Linked DNA regions of Homo sapiens: region 2 is linked to region 1. A link is an interaction called in ENCODE POLR2A ChIA-PET data of the cell type or tissue named here. Cell type or tissue: PC-9. All regions are shown on one strand. Links, peaks and the distances in the headings refer to the core of each region. The heading gives the core; the rest is flanking DNA.

Region 1 (10,202 bases), core at 3,269-7,268:
AGGCTGGAGTGCAGTGTGGCAATCTCAGCTCGCTGCAACCTCCACCTTCTGGGTTCAACTGATCCTCCTGCCTTAGCCTCCCAAATAGCTGGGACTACAGGTGCGAGCCACTACACATGACTAATTTTTATATTTTTTGTAGAAATGGGGTTTTGCCATGTTGCCAGGCTGGTTTGAACTCCTGAGCTCAAGCGATCTGCCTGCCTCAGCCTCCCAAAGTGCTAGAATTATAGGCATGAGCCACTGTGCCTGGCTAGGTTCTATACCTTGAGGAAAGAGAAATAGGTCAGGCTATGCAGAGAAAGGGAAAGGAAAGGGAGAGAAAAGAAAACCAGCAAAGGGATGCTGACATTTAATTAGGAAAAAAGCCAAAGAACTACTAAACTGATACAGGGACTTAAAAGTGGTTTTCTGTACAGAGTAGAAATAGGAATAGAAAATATTGGTCATACTATATTAACGTACTTAAATGAGATCTTATCTCACAACTGGGACATTCTCACTTTAAATTTATCCCAATACAGACTACTAATTGCTGAAATATATAAATCAGAGAGAAAAAGGGAAATAAAAGTTTTTAAGTCTTATCTTTGTGAAAAGTGGACAGTTAAAATTGATCTAAGAAAAATCTCAGTCTACAACAGCACTGGTCTGCATTATTTTCTCTTGCTAGCTGCTGAGCACCTTTACTGACCATATAAACAACTTTCCAAGGTTGTGGTTTTCCCTTTTGTGGTCATTATCCGACCTAACGTATCCACTGGGCAAGGCATAAAACAGAAGAGGCTGGATGGAGTCCGTTCACCGACAGTTTAGAGTGAGGACTAGCGGCAGTGCTGGCCTGATGCAATCATATGGCTAAAACCTATACATCTACCCTTCAAACAACTCATCTTCCCTGGTGCAGCTGAGCTAGCCATCAACACTGCACAGGAGGTCGGCACCAATTACACTTAATAGCAAACTAGAATTTTAAGTCTCAGAATCTCATCCTAGAAATGAGGACTACAAATGTTTTCTTTTTTTGATGACTTCAAATTTTTAAAATACTTCTAACTAGGAAATTGATTGATTTTTCTGACTCTTCTATGATACAATGGAAATATTTTAACTATACATTGTCAACAAATGTTCTGTCATAATCTAAAGGGAATTCTGAGTGACACAAGATTAAGTATAACTTTCCAAGTCTATCAGATTAAGATTAAACACATACGACTCTGATATAGATACTAAGGAATCTCTTAATGAATTCAGAAATATTTTGATTTATGGATTATCCACTTTCTTCAATATTTATTTTTCCTCTTCCCCCCCGTCCCCCAATAGAAGTCTTCATTTCTTATTTTCATCTCTTTGAGGCTAACAGAGAAAAAAAGCAAAATAGGAAATTCAGTTTAGCACAGTAAATTTTTTGAGAATCTGATTCATGGCTGAAAATATCTATTTAACCATCCCAGTTTAATGATAGTTTGGCTGGTCACAGAATTATAGGTTGGAAAAAAAAATCCCTTCAGAATTTTGAAGATAACTCTCAATTGTCTTCTAGCTTTTAGCCTTGCTGCTGAGAAATCTGAAGGCATGATTCCCATCTCCTTGTATGTGACTTTTTTCTTCTCTCTTGCAGCTTGTAGGACTATCCAAATACACCTGATGTTCTAAAACAGTGTCCATAGTTATATGCCTCAGTGTGGACTTGTTTCATTTTCACCTACTTTGTGGAGAATTCTGTGGTCTCTTTCAAGATGAAAATTAATGTCCTCAGTCCTGGAAGTTTTCTTGTGTTATCGGGTGATGATTCTCACGCTACACATTTTCTTTCGGGAAGCTGTATTATTGGATCTTCTGGACCGGTCCTCTAATTTTCACATCTCTTCTCTTGTATTTCCCATCTCTGCCTTTTTGCTCCATTTTTCTGGGATATAGGTCCTTAATCTCTTATCTGAAACCTTTGCGGCCAAATGCTTATCAGAATTTTTAGAATTTTAGAAAGTTAATATAGAATATAACCCATAATGTAATACCCACCCCTCATCCCACCCACATACAATGAGATCTGAGACAGTGATATTTCTTTAGCAAAATCTATAAAGGATAGAAATAGGTTGTGTTGTAAACTTATGAAAAATATAATTTTCAGAACTTTTGGGATTTTGGAATTGTGGATAAGAGACCGTAGGCCAGGTAGAGCGGCTCACACCTGTAATCCCAGCACTTTGGGAGGCTGAGGTGGGTGGATCACCTGAGGTCACGAGTTCAAGACCAGCCTGGCCAGCATGGTGAAACCCTGTTTCTACTAAAAATAGAAAAATTAGTTGGGCGTGGTGGTGCGCGCCTGTAATCCCAGCTACCTGGGAGGCTGAAGCAGGAGAATTGCTTGAACCCAGGAGGCAGAGGTTGCAATGAGCTGAGATCGCACCATTGCACTCTAGCCTAGGCCACAGAGCAAGACTCCATCTCAAAAAAAAAGAAAAAGATGTAGACCTTTATTTTTTCAGTTTCATCTTCAAGTCAGCCAGATAAAGTTTTTCATTTTGTTGCCATGTTTTTAATTTCAAGGACTCATTTTCCTTTTCTGAAACTCAACCCCCATCCCCCAAACTAGCATTTCATTCCTGTTAATACAATTTCTTCTCTCTCTGAGCATATAAATGTAATTGTGGGGGAAAGGTCCTACTCCCTGTAACGTGGTGGTGGTGGTTGTTGTTTTGGTTTCTTTTTGTTATCTATCTTCCAAGTTGTGGGCTTTCCTGGTACCTAGTAATCATTGGTTGTCTATTCAGGACTTAAGAGTTGAGGGGGTAGGTGGCAGGTAGCTAAAAAATTTGGGAAGTCTGAGTGGGTGGAGTGGAGGCTTGGGGGACTTTGTGATTCCTTCATTCTAAGTTGTTAGGTAAGCAATTTGTTCTTTAAGTCTTCTTGAGCAAGTCAGGTTCTTCAAAAAAGTCTTCCAATCTTCTAACTGATGTCACCAGTTTCTGAACTTTTGAAATTTTTGTGGTGTAAGTAAAATTAATCTCATGTATTCAAAACTGGATCTAATAGTAACTATTTAATAAAATCTTATAGTACTGTGTGTACATGTTTTAATCAAGGCAGCAAAATAGGGCAACATAGCCTATGCTTGTTTTGAGCTGACATGTATATTCTAGGAAACATTGCTTGCTTTCAAAATAACTTTTATATTTCAAGTGAAGAAGGGCCTACGTTATAGTCATTCTCCAATGCAAACACAAAAGGTTAAGGGAGAATAAGCAGATGAAGTAGGAAATGAGATGTGGTTATCATCTAATGGCAAGTCCATAAATACAAAATTTTTTCCTTTTTCTGTTCTTTAGAGCCTAGAAGTACCTCAGATATAAGGTGAGGATTATTAAAATATTTGTGATAAGGAGACATGGCAACTAACTACAGTATGGGATTCAGAATAGAGAAAAAGACATTACTGGAAAAAATGAAATTTAAAATAAGGCCTATATTTTACCTAATAGCACTATATCAGTATTCAGTATTTCTTATTGCCTAGTTTCAAACATTCTACTATAGCTATGTAAGATGCTAACATTAGGGGAACTGGGTGAAGGGTATGCAGAAATCTTCTGCATATTTTTGCAAATTTACTGTGAATCTAAAATAATTTCATAATTAAAAGTTTTGGCTGGGTGCAATGGCTCACACCCAGGCTGGCTTTAATTCCAGCACTCTAGGAGGCCCAGGAGTTCGAGACCAGCCTGAACAACCCTGGTGAAACCCTATCTCTACAAAAAATACAAAAATTAGCCAGGAATGATGGCGTAAGCCTGTACTCCCAGCTACTTGGGAGGCTGAGGTGGGAGGATCAATTGAGCATGAGAGGTCAAGGCTGCAGTGAGCTATGATCATATCACTGCACTCCTGCCTGGGCGACAAGGCAAGACCCTGTCTCAAAACAAAAAACAAACACACACACACACAAAAAAAGCAAGCAAGGAAACAAGCAAGCTAGAAAAAAAATTACAAGTTTTAAAAAAGAAAAAAGTAGGCCTGGCGCAGTGGCTCATGCCTGTAATCCTAGCACTTTGGGAGGCCGAGGTGGGTGGATTACCTGAGGTCAAGAGTTCGAGACCAGCCTGGCCAACATGGTGAAACCTCGTCTCCACTAAAAATACAAAAATTAGCCAGGCGTGGTGGCGGGTGCTTGTAATCCCAGCTACTTGGGAGACTGAGGCAGGAGAATCACTTGAACCCAGGAGATGGAGGTTGCAGTGAGCCGAGATCGCACCATTGCACTCCAGCCTGGGCAACAGAGCAAAAACTCTGTCTCAAAAAAAAAAAAAAGAAGAAAATATTTTAGGATGTCAGGTTCTAAACCCTTAAATATTAAAACACTAAAAATGTTTAACTGGTTTAATGATTATATACAGGCACGAGTGTAAACAAATATTTATGTTTTGTATTCAAAATGTGATTGGAACTCTTATGAAACTTAGAAAGAGACTGAAAGTACATTCATTTCAAATTATTGGTTTGATGAAGAAAAAAACCCACATTTAAATCTAACATTACTATTAATCCATTTCACAATTAGAAACAGTTTAACTTGTAACTCTCATTATTTTACATACAAAAAACCAATCATATAAAGCTTCATCTCCTACTGCACTCTCTCTGAAGACATTACAGTTTTAAGAACAAAAATATCAATCACTCCTGGTTGGGCTCCATTTATTTCGAATGGGAGGGGGTGGTGATCTTCAGATAAGGTATGTAAATGAATACTTTCCATAGACTCAAATAGGTAATTTTCACAGTATTATGAAGTCAACATTTAGTGTAAGGGACATAGTTCTGAAAAATGTGTCATTCAAGAATAAGCCTATCAAAGGTCAGTAGATATTTCTATTAACTGCTCAAAGTACATCTGCCATGTGAATTACCATGCAATTCAAATAGCTTTCAAATTAGGCAACTATTGCTGGGTGTGGAGGCTCACACCTGTAATCCCAGCACTTTAGGAGGCTGAGGCAGGTGGATCACTTGAGGTTAGGAGTTTGAGACCAGCCTGGCCAACATGGTGAAACTCTGTCTCTACTAAAAATACAAAAATTAGGTAGGCGTGGCAGTGGGCACCTGTAATCCCAGCTACTTGGGAAGCTTTGGCACGAGAATTGCTTGAACCGGGAGGTGGAGGTTGCAGTGAGCCGAGATTATGCCACTGCAGTCCAGCCTGGGTGACAGAATGAAACTCCGTCTCAAAAAAAAAAAAAAAAAAAGAAAAGAAAAGAAAAGAAAAGAAAAGAAAAGAAAAAGAAAAAGAAATTAGGCAACTATTAACAAAATTTTCATTTGCAGAGATTCACACTGAATCAAAATTTGCACAAAAGTGAAACATTATTAACTTTTTATATCAGATTTCAAATCTAAATGATTTAAATTTGAATAAAATAAGATTATGACATATTTAATATTCAACGAATTGAAATGGAAACATCATAGCCTACTAAGTATTTGATATTCATTTTCTCATCTAATCTTGCAAACAACCGTAGGCGGAAGGAACTATTATCATCATTTTTACAGATAAGGAAAATGAGCATTGGAGTTCTAATTCTCTCATGGTTACACATTCAGTCAACAGAAGGAGCTGAGAGCTGAACCAGCGCAACCTGATTTACAGGCTCACACTCCCTAAACACAATATAGCCTTTTTAAAAAAATAAAAACACTTTAAAATTTTCAGTTTTTCCTTACAATATTTTACAAAGTTGGCCAGGATACTTTTCATTATGCCATTGCATAGTATCTCAAAAAACAAGAACTACAATCCATGTTAGAACATCAACCAGATTTGTTAGCACTTAAAGTACTTTTGTTTTAATTTTCTTGGAGACAGGGTCTCCCAATGTTGCCCAGGCTGGTCTCAAACTCCTGGGCTCAAGAGATTTACAGGCCTAAGCTTCCCAGGTTGCTGGGATTACAGGTGCATGCCACCATGCCTAGCTAAGCATTTTGAAAATGTTTCTAATGGGGCCGGGTGCAATGGCTCACGCCTGTAATCCCAGCACTTTGGGAGGCCAAGGCGGGTGGATCACCTGAGGTCAGGAGTTCGAGACCAGCCTGGCCAACGTGGTGAAACCCCATCTCTACTAAAAATAGAAAGAAATTAGCCAGGTGTGGTGGCAGGCGCCTGTAATTCCAGCTACTTGGAGGCTGAGGCAGGAGAATCGCTTGAACCCGGGGGGCAGAGATTGCAGTGAGCTGAAACCACGCCATCACACTCTAGCATGGGCAACAAGAATGAAACTCTGTCTCAAAAATAAATAAATCAATGAATAAAAATGTTTACGATGGAGTTCCTGATGGGTTAAAACTTGGTGGAATTAGATCATATGCATTCCTTCTCACAGAGTACAAACGCAATAACATGATAAAATATTTTTCAAAAAAGTAAAATCTTAGCCCACATGCTTAGCTACTGAAAAATCAATGTACTTCATGGTGCTAAAATAATATATAAGACAATTATAATCAATTGAATATAAAATTATTTTATCAAATATCACCACCAAAACAATTTTTTAGACACAGAAAAGTGAATTTACATTTACTTAGAGCAACTCCCTATTTAAGAATAATTACTTTTAGATTTATTTTAAAGAGAAATGCTTAAACATTTCTTCTGTGCATTTGAACACTGTTATGACAAGCTGAATTCTGAGAGTCTAATCCTGTTTGGGCATTCAAATGTAAGCTAACTTTTTTTAATAAACGAGTAATTCCATTTCTTCTGAAAATATGTGATTCCATTTTCTCAGAGTGTCAAAGTGCCACAAAAAGGAATTATGAAAGGCATCATTTGTATATGTAACATGATCATGTACTGATTATCAGTGTCACGCTGTGAAACAAAAACCACAGCAAGTCATTTTTTTAAACAGGAGTAAGAATTGTATAAAATTATATGTAACATATAAATAGTGACATGCACACAGAATATCACCTCAATTTTTTAAAACTTTATACCTGAGTGATTATTTTAACGTTCATTTAGAATGAAAGAAATTTGTTAGTATGCTCAAGCTAGAGTCCTAGGTTAAAAGTTGAAGAGTAAGTAGAAGCTAAGATGGTTAAGACTCTCTATGGATGTCTTTTTTTTTTTAAATCACCATTTGCATGGAGAAGCAGGAAAAAAGCACTTGACTGACAGCAGACTTCCTAAGGCCCAGCTCTGTAACCAGCTAGCTGTAACTTGCTCAAATCACTTAACACCACTGACCTCAGCTGTAAAAGAAGATGCTTTTAAAAATGCTTTTTAGGCCGTGCGCGGTGGCTCACACCTGTAATCCCAGCACTTTGGGAGGCTGAGGCAGGTGGATCACAAGGTCAGGAGATCGGGACCATCCTGGCTAACATGGTGAAACCCAGTCTCTACTAAAAATACAAAAAATTAGCCAGGCGTGGTGGTGGGCACCTGTGGTCCCAGCTACTCAGGAGGCTGAGGCAAGAGAATGGCGTGAACCCGGGAGGCGGAACTTACAGTGAGCCGAGATCACGCCACTGCACTCCAGCCTGGGTAACAGAGTAAGACTCTGTCTCAAAAAAAAAAAAAAGTTTTTTAGCTTTAAACTTCATCAGTTCTGATCAGAGTTTACTCATTTTCAAGAGGTAGTATAAAGTATTTATGAAAAATGTAAACAGGTTAAAAAAATTGCCCCTAAATAATCCTTACTACTTCATCATCCTTGCCCTAAGCTGTGAGAGCAGTAAGGGGCAGCGGAGCACAGCATTAACGCGCCTAGCAATTTTTTAGTTTAGTTTCCCTTGGGCATTAGGAGTAAGTAGGTAAGTAAATAAACCAAGGCATGCAAAGAGAAGAAGCAACAGTCATGGAGTTAGCAATATTAACATGTGCTGAAAGGATGTCTTGAGTCTTATATGATCCAAAGGGCAATTTTCTCTATTCAAAAATACCCATGCATAATTCTAAATTTGGTTTTCTGTGGCAACTCTCACATTCTCAAACCAGGTGATAGCTTCCTTATGGATCCAGCTTGGAAACTGCCAAACTACTCATAGACATCAAAATTTTGGAGCTAAAGGACAGATGTAATTATTTTTAAGGGTAAATTGATACAGGATATATATATTTTATGTAGGCTCAATGTACCCTGCCTTTTATTACTTTGAGGGAAAAATAAGAGCCACTCTTGGAAAAGTGGATGGCTGAATGAATAAATTCCTCCGTAGTCCAAGACCTCTACATCTAGCCTGGAAACAGAACATGCTAATGACACCTACACTGTGGGCTGAAGGTAATATAGCCCAACAATACATAGTATGATAGACTGTGGCCCCCCTTCTTCCCATTATGTTCTAGAAATACTCATTTGGGCAAATGATCCCACTGTTAAGGGCTATACCTTCTTGGCTACGTTTTAGTGCATCACTAATCTGCAAGGCACCTTCAACTGTTATCAGATAAAGAAGTCAATGGGCAATACCAATTGATAATAGAGAAGTGAAAGAAAAATTGGCTTAAACTCCAGAGAAGGGGTGTGTAGAAAAGCAAAAAAAAAAAAAAAAAAAAAAAAAATCCTCTGAGCATAATGGTCAACAGGGGCTTTCCAGTGAGGAGGGTTATAAAATCTACAGCTGACTAATATAGTAATAAAGTGGGCCACTCAGCTATTTGCTCAAATCTCTACTTTCAACTCACCAACAAATATTTCAAAGGATGCTTAGCTCTTTAGAGTATAAAATTCCAAATTCTTTGGCCTTGAATTCAAAGTCCTCTATAATTTAGCTTTATCAGCCTCTCTTATTGAGCATTATTGCTTCAGAAGAGAGCCTTCTGTTCCAACTAAAGATACTGTAAGCAAAACATCATGCTGTACAACAGTATAAATACATACAATCTTGTCAACTTAAAAAAACTTCTTAATTTTTATTTTTTAATGTTTAGCAATGGGGTCTTGCCTTGTTACCCAGGCTAGTCTCTAACTCCTGGACTCAAGTGATCCTCCCACCTCAGCCTCCCTAAGTGCTGAGATTACAGGTATGATCCACTGTGCCTGGCCTACAAAGAAAAGAATCTTCTATTTACATCCCCACCTCCATGTGGGAAACCCTTTTAACTCTTAAACATGACTGAGGATTCAGAGAGCTTTTTGTTTCTTTAGGTAATATCCATTGTTATTTATGGCATTAGAAATTGAAGCTGATAAATTTTTAAAGTATTTAAAAATTAATTTTAAATAATAAGCCAATTATGTGTTAATGTAAATAACATATTTTAAAGAAAATTAACTACATTTTCCAAAACGTAATAAATTTACTTAGAAGACTGGCACTCCTTTTAATGTATGGATTTACTATTACAGTATGTTATTTTAACTTAAGTATACAAAGAAAAATCTGGCCTCACAGATAGCTAGAAAAGGGAAAAGTATTTCAATAGCCTTCTCAGAAAACTGTGGAGTCTTCTTTGATAATACATCAAAACTTGACAAGTGGTACTTTCTTAAAAGTTAACTGCAATGTCGAATCTGAAACCTTATCAGTGAACTTTTCATATGTTATTACACTAAAATCCACTGGACAATCATGCACTTTGCATGAATCTTTTACTCATGATTTTGTAACATTAAACCTCAGTCATTATTTGTAAAATATCGGCTTACTGAGTTACGGAGCTCTTTCAAATGTGAGGACATTGCATTATACAAGACCACATTTGTTACTATCATCACGGATCTCATCAGAAAAAATCTTTAAGTACTGAGAAACTGTCGAGCTCATAGTGGAGGACACAAATTTTTCAAAATTCTAATTTCTACCAGGAGAGCTTACATTTTACCAATGGAAAAAAATAGTGTCAGTTTCTTCCCTTGAAGTGGCAGGCCCACTTCATTTTCAAGAAAATGGTGTATAATGTAAATACTTTCTTTCTTTTTCTTAGTTTGATGTAATTAGAATCATTTACTTAGGAGACATAGCATGTTATTGAGTCTTTCACTTAAATATAAGGTTTTCCTAACTGGATAATTAGGAAAATAAAATACATTTATTTCCCCTTATACACTCTTCAAACATAATTTAGAGCTACCTTCTTTTAAATCAAAATATCAGTCCTTAAATAATTTTTTGAAATACATATATAGGGGCAATAACTACTTAATAGTAACAACAAAACTAATATATTTGAGTGCCAGATGCATAAAACT
Region 2 (10,202 bases), core at 4,135-8,134, 150 kb before region 1:
TCAGGCATGACAGCCACAGTGCAAACATAGTGGCCAGCACATAGTAGGGGAACAAACACTGACTGAATTTCAGGTGCCAAAGCCAACATGTGGGGGAGATATTTGGAGACTAGGGGTCTCTTTCTACTCTGCTAATATACACACTGCCTGGGTGGGTGAAAGGCAGTGTTGCTTTTCAGTTTATAATGAAGGAAGGAAGGGAGAAATGAGAGGAGAGGGAGAGAGAGAGAGCGCATGTGTGTGTGTGGGGGGGTGCGTGTGTGCGTGTGTGTGCGTGCATGTGTCTGTGCATGTTTGTGTGCGTGTGTGCATGTGTAAGTGTGTGTGCGTGTGTCCATGTATGTGAGTGTGTGCGTGTGTCAGTGTGTGCGTGTGTCCATGTATGTGAGTGCGTGTGTCAGTGTGTGTGCGTGTGTGAGTGTGTGTGCGTGTGTAAGTGCGTGTGTGCGTGTGTGTTAGTGTGTGTGCATGTGTGCTTGTGTTCACACGTGTGTGCATGTGAGCCCGTGTGTGCAAGAGTGTGTGCGTGTGTGTGTGCGTATGTGTGAGAGTGTGTGTGTGTGCAGTGTGCCTGGACGTGCTTATGTAAGCATGTGCCTGGGATCATGGATGTGTCTCTCTAAGGGTGTGGCGCCCAGATCTTCAAGGATGTGGAGAATCACTCCGTTTGCTGAAGAAGGGAGTACTAGCTACGGGGAAGAAGACAAATACATACACAGCAGGGTGAAAACTTGAACAGGGTTCAGGGCAGGGAGTGGCTGAATCATAGGGTGCAGAGCGGTAAGAGATGGATGGTGATGCTAGACAGGTGGGCAGGATCCAGTTGTAGAAAGCTCTGACATCATGGCCAAATCCTAACCACCCTCTAAGCCCTGACACAAAGGACACGCCCTCCAGGAAGCCCTCTGTTGTTGTCTTTTGTTGTGTCTGTTTCACCAGCACCCTCCCCTTCTTCCCTATTAGGAACTTGCTGCATTTGGCTCGCCCTGCCTCTTGACCACAGTGACTTTGCTTCTGAACTGAAGTTCAGAGATGGACACATGGTCAAGCCAGACAAAGCCGAATCTTCCCTGAGACTTTTCTGATAGAGTTCTTGGAAGGACGTTGCCATGTAGCAAGGATGTGAGTTTGGGATTGCAGGTGGCCCCTGGCCTGAAGAACCAAATCAAACAGAGACAGGGGACAGCCAAGAGGTTCAGCAAGATGGAGCCCTGATGATTTTTTCTAAATCACAGGACCCAGCTCTACCTAAAGCCAACTGCACTCTGGACCTTCCTGCTAAATCATTCGTTCATTCAACAAATAGCTATTGAAGCCAGGCGCAGTGGCTCACACCTGCAATCCTAGCACTTTGGAACGGCGAGGTGGGTGGATCACTTGAGGTCAGGAGTTCGAGAGCAGCCTGGCCAACATGGTGAAACCCCGTCTCTACTAAAAATACAAAAATTAGCTGGAAATCGCTTAAACCCGGGAGGCAGAGGTTGCAGTGAGCCGAGATCATGCCATTGCACTCCAGCCTGGGCAACAGAGCGAGACTCCATCTCAAAAAGACAAACCAAAACAAATAGCTATTGAATGACTACTACATTCATCAGAAATCTCTGGAGAAACAGAACCAATAGGAGAGTTAGGTAGATCGATTTATTATAAGGAATGGCTCACGTGATTGTGGGCTGAGAAGTTCCATAGCCTGCCATTTGCAAGCTGGAGACCCAGGAAAGTCAGTGTTATAATTCAGCCAGAGTCTGAAGGTCTGAGTATCCTGGGAGTAGATGGGGTAAAGCCCAGTCTGAGGACAGAAGACAAATGTTCCAGCTCAGGCAGTGAGGCAGAGAGCAAATTCCCCTTCCTCCACCCTTTTGTGTGATTCAGGTCCTCAGTGATTGGATGATACCTGCTCACGTGGTGGAGACCATCTGCTTTACTCAGTCTACTAATGCAAATGCTAATCTCTTCCAGAAACCTCCTCACAGACACAGCCAGAAATAATGTCCAACAAAATATGTGGGCATCCCAAAGCCCAGTCAAGTTGACACATAAAGTTAAATACCACACCTACTGTGTGCAAGGCACAGTCCTAAATAGTAAAAATACAGCAGTTAAAAAAAAAGTCAAAGATCCAACCAAATGGAGCTTACACAATAGTACGAGGGGATGGATAGAAACACAATAAATAAGATAAATAATAAAAATAGAAAGCATGTTAGATGATAAATCCTATGGAGAAAAATAAAGCAATAAAGTAGAGAAGAAGCATAGAGAATGTTGAGCAGAGAGTGGGAGATTCTTTTTTTTGAGACAGAGTGAAACTCTGTCTCAAAAATGGAATCTCACTCTGTCGCCCAGGCGGGGGTGCAGTGGCATGATCTCGGCTCGCTGCAACCTCTGCATCCTGGGTTCAAGCAATTCTCCTGCCTCAGCCTCCTGATTAGCTAGGACTACAGGCATGCACCACCCCACCTAATTTTTGTATTTTTAGTAGAGATGGGGTTTTGCCATGTTCCCAGGCTGGTCTCAAACTCCTGGCCTCACGTAATCCACCTGCCTTGACCTCCCAAAGTGCTGGGATTACAGGCGTGAGCCCCCACACCCGGCCCTTACTTTTTATTTATTTATTGGAGACAGAATCTCACTCTGTCACCCAGGCTGAATTGTTCAGCAGCACAATCTCTGCTCACTGCAGCCTCAGCCTCCTGGGCTTCAGCAATTTTCCCACCCCAGCCTCCCAAGTAGCTGGGACCACAGGCACATGCCACCATGCCCAGCTAATTTTTGTATTTTTTATAGAGACAGGGTTTCACCATGTTGCCCAGGCTGATTTTTAATTCCTGTGTTCAAGTAATCCAGCTGCCTCAGACTTCTCAAAGCGCTAAGATTACAGGAGTGAGCCACTGCGTCTGGCTTAAAATGTACTTTAAAATTTAATTTAAATGTATTTGATAAAGATTTGATAAAGATTCAGTGAGATAAAGGAAATATTTGATAAAGATTCAAAGAGATAAAGGAGAGAACTACAGAAATACCTTGCGGGGTGGGGGGAAAGCATTTCAACAGAGGGAATAGCAAATATAAAGAAAGGCCCTGACGTAAAAGTATGTCTTACTTATTCAAGGTACAGTCACATTCCATGAGCCAAAAGTGATTTCTGTCACTTGCAATCAAAACATTCCTACCAGCCGGGCATGGTGGCTCATGCCTGTAATCCCAGCACTTTGAGAGGCTGAGGCCGGCAGATGTCCTGAGGTTGGGAGTTCGAGACCAGCCTGACCAACATGGAGAAACCTCATCGCTACTAAAAATACAAAATTAGCCAGGTGTGTGGCGCATGCCTGTAATCCCACCTACTCAGGAAGCTGAGGCAGGAGAATTGCTTGAACCCAGGAGGCAGAGGTTGCAGCGAGCCGAGATCGCACCATTGCACTCCAGCCTGGGCAACAAGAGCGAAACTCCATCTCAAAAAAACACAAAACAACAAAAACAACAAAAACATTCCTACTAATATAGTTTCCCTGATCACCCCTCAAGAAGCAGACCCTCTTCCCTCCCTCCCAGCTGCCTGCTATCTGTGCCCCTGGCCACATTTACTATCAGTGCTTCACACAGCTGCCTTTATTTCAAATCATTTGTTATTGAGAAACATCATTAAACACCTACTATGTGCAGCATGCATGCTCACAGCCTGACATCGATACTGTCTCCCATTTATGAGTGCCATCAGGAAAGTTCAGAAAGGCTCATTTTTCCCAGGGCCACAGTCCCAGCAAAGGGCAGAGTTGGGATGCAAACCCAGGCTTGTCCAAGCCCAAAACCCACATTTGCAGACTTGGCATCCCAGCTCCATCTCAAGTTGAAGACACTGGGCATATGTTCTGGAAGAATGTCAACTTCTCCTTTGGAACTCAGGTGCAATTCAAGCCTGTAAGGAAAGCAATGCTTTCAATAACAAAGCTTCGGCCAAACAGTACAGCAATCGCTTTACACACAGCAGCTCATTTCATTTCATAAAGCCCTTGTAAGGCAAGGTTTGCTATGTGCATTTTCAGGTGAAGAAACGGAGGCTCTGATGACCCTGCTGCAACCTCACCTGACTGGTCTGTGCGGCTCCTTGTTCCCACGGGTTCTTAATCCCCTCCTCTGAGTCCTGCAAAGCACTTTGCATGGGGCTAGGCTTTGCTCTCAGCAGCCCTTGCTCTCACCAGAGCACCCCCCGAGCTGAAATCCCTGAAGCCCAGAAGCCCCTCTGCAGAGCCAATGCAGTCCCTAGAAAAGATGCTGGCTCAGATGGAATCTTAACCCTGGCTCCCTGTCCCAGTGGGAGATCTGAGCTTCCTGGGGGTGGCCCTGTCAGAGCTGACATCCCACCCACCCTGCTCTGTCCCCTGCAGTTCCTGAGGGGCTCATCCTTCCCTATGTTTGAGTTTCCATCCTCCCACCCCACCCTAAGGCAGCCAGGCCACTCCCCGAGACTGGGAGCCCACTCCAGCCTGGGAAGCCTGGGTTTAGGTGCAGAAGGTGCGTCAAGCTGGAGCTGGAAATGCAGTGATCTTGTGCAGGCTTTGGCTTCTCCACTCACTTGTGAGCCTCAGGGTGGGGGCCAAGTTCAGTCTCTTAGTTGCTCCTCTACCCAACAGGAGGCTTCCTGACCTCATCAATGCTCTCAGAGACAGTGCATTAGTTTACCAGGGCCGCTGTAACAAACGACCACAGCTTCGTGACTTAGAACAATAGAGATTTATTCTCTCATAAGTGTGGTGGCCGAAAGCCTGAAATCAAGGTATAGCAGGGTTGGCCCTGCTGGAGGCTCTGAGACAGAATGTGCTCCATTCCTCCTTTAGTGTTTGGTGGCTGCTGACAATTCTTGGCTTGCAGCTGCGTCATTTCAGGCTCTGCCCCCATCTTCACATGGCCCTCCTCCCTGTGTGTCTCTGTGTGCTCTCCTTTTCTGTCTCTTTTAAGGACATTTTCATTGGATTTGTTCTTAAATCAGGGATGATTCCATCTCAAGATCCTTAATTACATCGGCAAAGACCCTGTTTCCAAGTAAACTCACATTCACAGGTGAAGGGGATTAGGACTTGGACATCACGTTTTGGGGTCACTCTTCAACCCACTGTAAATGGGAAAACGCAGGCTCAGAGCAGAATGGATTTGCTCAGGAGCCACGGTACATTTGGGCAGCCGAAGGACTGCCCTGCTCTCCCGACGCTGGACCAGTGCTCTGCCTCCAGCCCCGCACTGCCCCGGGTTTCCAAGACTCTCTGGGAATGTGTTCAGTGAAAAAAACATCTGGAGACTGTCTGTGCTCAAGAGTAACTGGGAATGTCATCATGGGAGGGAGTTTCCTTTCCCGGATGGCTCGGTGCCTGGGGCCCTGGCTGGCGTGCAGGCCTCACTCTGGTGAATAGGCCATGTCACACCCTGATCACAGAGTCGCTGCTCTCGTCCACTGCTCTGCAGAGGCCAGAGTCAGCCCCAGACGCAATGAGAATGGTGAGAGGACTGAGGTCCCCCTGCTCTCTGGGTCACTTTCTTCTCGGGAGATGCTTCCTGCTCTCTTTGGTGAGAACAAGAGAACACTGCACAAAATTTAAACTGATTAATTCTGACTCTAAATCCTTGGCTCTTAGAGACTTCACGGCAGTATGGTTAGGATTCTGGCCTCGGAACCCAGTCTGCCTGGGCTCAGGCCCCAGCTCCGACATTTGCTGAACATTTAGTCTTGGGCACAGTTTTCTTCTCCAAGCCTCACTCCTCTCATCGGTAAAACAGGACAATGGCAGACTGACCTTTTAGAGTTATTAAAAGGATTAACCAGCTGGGCACAGTGGCTCACACCTGTAATCCCAGCACTTTGGGAGGCTGAAGTGGGCAGATCACCTGAGGTTGGGAGTTCAAGACCAGCCTGACCAACATGGAGAAACGCCGTCTCTACTAAAAATACAAAATTAGCCAGGAGTGGTGGTGCATGCCTGTAATCCCAGCTACTGGGGAGGCTGAGGCCAGAGAATCGCTTGAACCCGGGAGGCGGAGGTTGCGGTGAGCCAAGATTGCACCATTGCACTCCAGCCTGGGCAATAAGAGCTAAACTCTGTCTCAAAAAATAAATAAATAAAATACATTTTTTAAAAAAATGATTAACCTGAGCACATATAGCAATGATCGCAGAGCCCATAGTAAGACCAGCAAAGATGGCTACTGCTATTGCACCATTCATTATGAGCCTGAGGTATAAATAAAGGCAAGCATCTCTGTAATCAAGTTCATAGGACTCCCAGCCCTCAGCTTATCCTTGCTAGAAGATTCTCTCTTCTCCCCAGCCATCACGCCAGCGCCATTCAGTCCCAGGGCTTTGCTTTTCTGTGCAAATCAGAATTCATGTCCACACCTTAGGGAATGACTACAGACCATGTCAATATTGGTTTGAAGAACTTCTAAGAGGTGGGGAGGGATAGCATTAGGAGATATACCTAATGTTAAATGATGAGTCAATGGGTGCAGCATACCAACATGGCACATGTATACATATGTAACAAACCTGCACATTGTGCACCTGTACCCTAAAACTTAAAGTATAATAATAATAAAAAAAAAAAGAACTTCTAAGAGAAAGAGGTGGAGAGATCAGCTCATCTGATGTCGTCATCTGCATTCAGTGCTGGTCCGCAATGGGAAACAAAAGAGGTATGTTCTTGCCCTAATAAAATAACCTAAGATTAGCCCATAACACCTATCGCCAAGGACAGATGCCTGTTAGGCCCCTTCTTGTCATGTGTGCTCCCCTCTCCATGGCGCTCTGAGCACAGGTCAGTGGTACAGATCTTTGGGGGACAAGCTGCTTGTAGGGGCTATAGGAGCCTTGTCCATCTCAGCATCGATGCAAGACTCCTGCTCTGGTCATCTACAGGGAAGGAGCGAGGGGACTTATTCCCTCTTTTTTTTTTGTCTTTTCTTTTTTTTTTTTTTTGGAGACGGAGTCTCACTCTGTCGCCCAGGCTGGAGTACAGTGGCACGATCTCAGCTCACTGCAACCTCCGCCTCTCGGGTTCAAGCAATTCTCCTGCCTCAGACTCCTGAGTAGCTGGGATTACAGGTGCCCACCACCACCCCCGGCTAATTTTTGTATTTTTAGTAGAGACGGGGTTTCGCGATGTCGGCCAGGCTGGTCTCGAACTCCTGACCTCAGGTGATCTGCCCTCCTTGGCCTCCCAAAGTGCTGGGATTACAGGTGTGACCCACCGCACCCAGCCGACTTCTTCCCCCTTAATTCAGAAGACTTCCTGGCCTCTCTGCAAATTTGCCTTGTCCTTAGACAGTAACCCTTGAGCTCTGCACAGCACAAGATAAGATAGGAATTTGAGTAGTTCTGTGTCAAGTCAAATACTTGCCTTCTTTCCCATGGGATTTTGGAATCTAAGCTTTAAGAATTTTAGAGACTTAAAGAAAAATAATCTTCACCTTAAATGCAGAAACGTGTGGGACCTCCTGGCAGCCCAGATGTGGCTGTCACCAGGCACTGCCTTGAGCCTAACCCTAACCAGCCCTTCTTCAGGGCCACAGTAGAGTATCCAGGCCCACAGTCAGAAGGAGCTGGCAGCATCCCAGGGCCATAGGGAGACCATCCTGACTGGATGCCAGGCAGCAACAACCAAATAAAACCCCATTTGCTTTGTGGCTTCTGCCCTGGTCCCACAACTTGCCAGTGCTTTCTGGCCCATTTGGCCTCTTCCCGGCTCCACACCTCCTCCATTGTCAGATGCTATGGTTTGCCCTCTTGCCCCAAAAACTGCTTCTCCTAAGGACTGGAGCTTGTGTTCTGTCCTACCTGCTTTGCTCATGGAGGACTGCTCAGTTTAGCTGCCAAGCCCCACCCCTCCACAGGCCCCCACCCTCTCTGGGATTCTGGTGCATGCGATTTTCTCCAACTCATTATATTTGAACCAGACCTACTATGAGCTGTGAAATTTAGGTCCCTCGGAGTCAACAAAGGTTCACTGTGCTAGGTGCTAACTGCCAAGGAGAAAAGATGTAGGTCCTGCTCTGATGTCACCTAGCAATGGGTAGAGAGGTGGGAGAGCTTAAGCTCATTGCCACTGAAGCTAAGTCCCTTAGATAAGGCAGGGGGCCAGGATGAGAGTGAGGGAAGACACTGAGAGCAACAGGAGGCAGCCAAAGGACCAGGCAGATGGGGCAGGTCCTTGGTGAAACCCTACCTTCAAGCCAAAACACAGCCTGAAGGCTGAAAGACCAGACTTCTGGTCCTGGATGAAACCCTCAACCCAGAGTGAGAACATCTGTTCCTGTTTGCCCACCCTTTCCCGATTGATTCTTTCTGAATAATGCTTTGTAGCAGTGGAATGTTGCCTTTTCTAATACTACCTACAGCCTGCCCCTCCCCCATTCTAAGCCTATAAAAGACCAGACTCAGCCACAGTGGAGGAACTTTCCTGCCTTTGGATAGGGGGGCCACCCACGTGTCACCTCTCCACTGAAAGCTGTTTCATCACTCAATAAAACTCCCCACCTTGCTCACTCTTCAATTGTCAGTGTATCCTCACTCTTCTTGGGTGCAGGACAAGAACTCGGGAACTGGTACACAAGCCAGACTCAACCACGGTGGGCCGACTGAGCAGGCCATCTCATGCAGCAGGTAGCATGGCCAAGAGAGGCCCAGGTGGGGCATTGCCGGCCAGAGGTCCCCGGCTTGCAAAGTGACCAAGAAAAAATCCTGTGTCAAAACCAATGTATATTTTTTGTGATTGGCCTTCTTGGGATGCAAGGGGCAGTCTGAAAAAACAATCCACAGGGCTGGGGAGCAAATAAGACTTGGATACAAAGCGACAGAGATGCAAAATACTCTTTGAATCATAGCATCTCAGCAAGAATCACAGAATGGTAGATTCTAAGGGTCATAGGATCACAGCCAAGAAAAGGACCTTGACTTATCCAGGGAGATCCCCTTGTTTTGCAGATGTGAAAATGGAGGCTTAGAGAGGGAGGGGCCCTGGTGTTTCAAGGGGAGCCTGCCCTGTCCCACACTCATTCCTGAAGGCTGAGGCTCCTCCTGCTGGAAGACACTCCCTTCTGGAGCATCATGAGGTCACAGGGGATCCCTGGCTAGCCAGCCAGAGCCCAGCTGCCCACACTTGCAGGGGAAACAGCATGTCCATAGCCACAGTGGGAGCAGAACTAGGTCTGCTGCTCCTCAGTGGCCTGGTGGACTTTCATCCCTGGCCACAGCAAGGCTTCCTGGAGCCACAGATTCAGATGGCCTGTGGACTTTCATCCTTGGCCACAGTGAGGCTTCCTGGAGCATGTCCAGCAGTTCCCTATGTACAGACACAAAGCCTCTGGGGGAGATAACACCATCTTCAGCCCAGCAAAGAGGGAGTCCCGATGGTCGTGGAGGGCAATTGCCAGAGGGGCCCATTCTCTGTGATGCATGTGGAGTGATGGGAAGCCCAAGCCTAGAGAGGTTATAGGAAATCCTAACATGGATTCTTCTAGCTGGAGCAGAGTGGCTGCTAAGCCAGGGTACTCAGGGCACCCAGAGGCTCCCACCTTGGAAGACCAGCTGCCAGGAACATGCCACTTCACAAAACGCTATCGGGGGTCTCTGGGCCACATCAGAGGTAGCCAGCCCTTTAATACCTGACACCCCCTCCCCCAGAGAGGGCATTCGCCAGCTGACTCCTACAGAAGAGCACCCCTTTTATTGGGTACCCTTTTTACCTCCCTCCAACCTCATGGCTCAGTGAGGACTTTCTGGATACTAGAATACTGCTTTTGTTATCGGAGAGGTAATGTAACCTGGACTGAGGGATCAGAGAACCAAATAACCCCAGCCACAGAGACCAGTGGGATATGGAACACAGGTTAACCTAGAGAGACCTTTCCAAAGAATTTTCTTACTGGATCTGGTGGGGAAAATGCTCTTGCATCTCCAATCCAGGAACTAGAAGGACATGAATTGTAATAGACTTGAAATTCTCTTCTTTCTGTTATGGAAAAAGCCCACCTGTAGTGGGACAGAATGAGGCTGGAAGAGAGAGAGAGAAAGAGAGAGAGAGACAGCGAGAGAGCTACAGTGGGGCTCCTGGTCCCTGAACCTGGAGCTGCCTGAAACCTTCTGGGTTTTCCTTTGATTCTGTGAACAGGTCAGTAGCTCTCGAGCATTCTATCTGTGACCCATTTCACAGTGCAAT

Evidence for each region. ChIA-PET counts read pairs that join two places held together with the same protein. Peaks named below come from ENCODE experiments on the same cell type or tissue, not always from the same donor. Only the 100,000 strongest peaks of a DNase experiment are listed, where the experiment ranks them.
Region 2: POLR2A ChIA-PET joins it to region 1 with 15 read pairs; 3 of 35 experiments call an interaction of 5 or more read pairs at or near these places.

Annotation. Positions count from the first base shown.
Region 1 is chr22:35,787,083-35,797,284 of GRCh38, forward strand. The region is part of intron 3 of RBFOX2 (RNA binding fox-1 homolog 2); the gene reads right to left. Among named protein-coding and RNA genes, the nearest start is that of APOL5, 74 kb to the left of the region's middle. In PC-9, for the core only: no CTCF peak of the experiment used is centred there; a DNase peak (open chromatin) is centred at 5,599; H3K27ac peaks cover 730 bases.
Region 2 is chr22:35,633,293-35,643,494 of GRCh38, forward strand. It overlaps LOC284912 (a long non-coding RNA gene), which reads right to left and starts at 4,642. Exons shown (of 4, transcript XR_001755514.1): 1 at 4,574-4,642; 2 at 3,655-3,916. RefSeq lists enhancers at 866-995, 4,810-5,311, 5,312-5,811. In PC-9, for the core only: no CTCF peak of the experiment used is centred there; no DNase peak of the experiment used is centred there.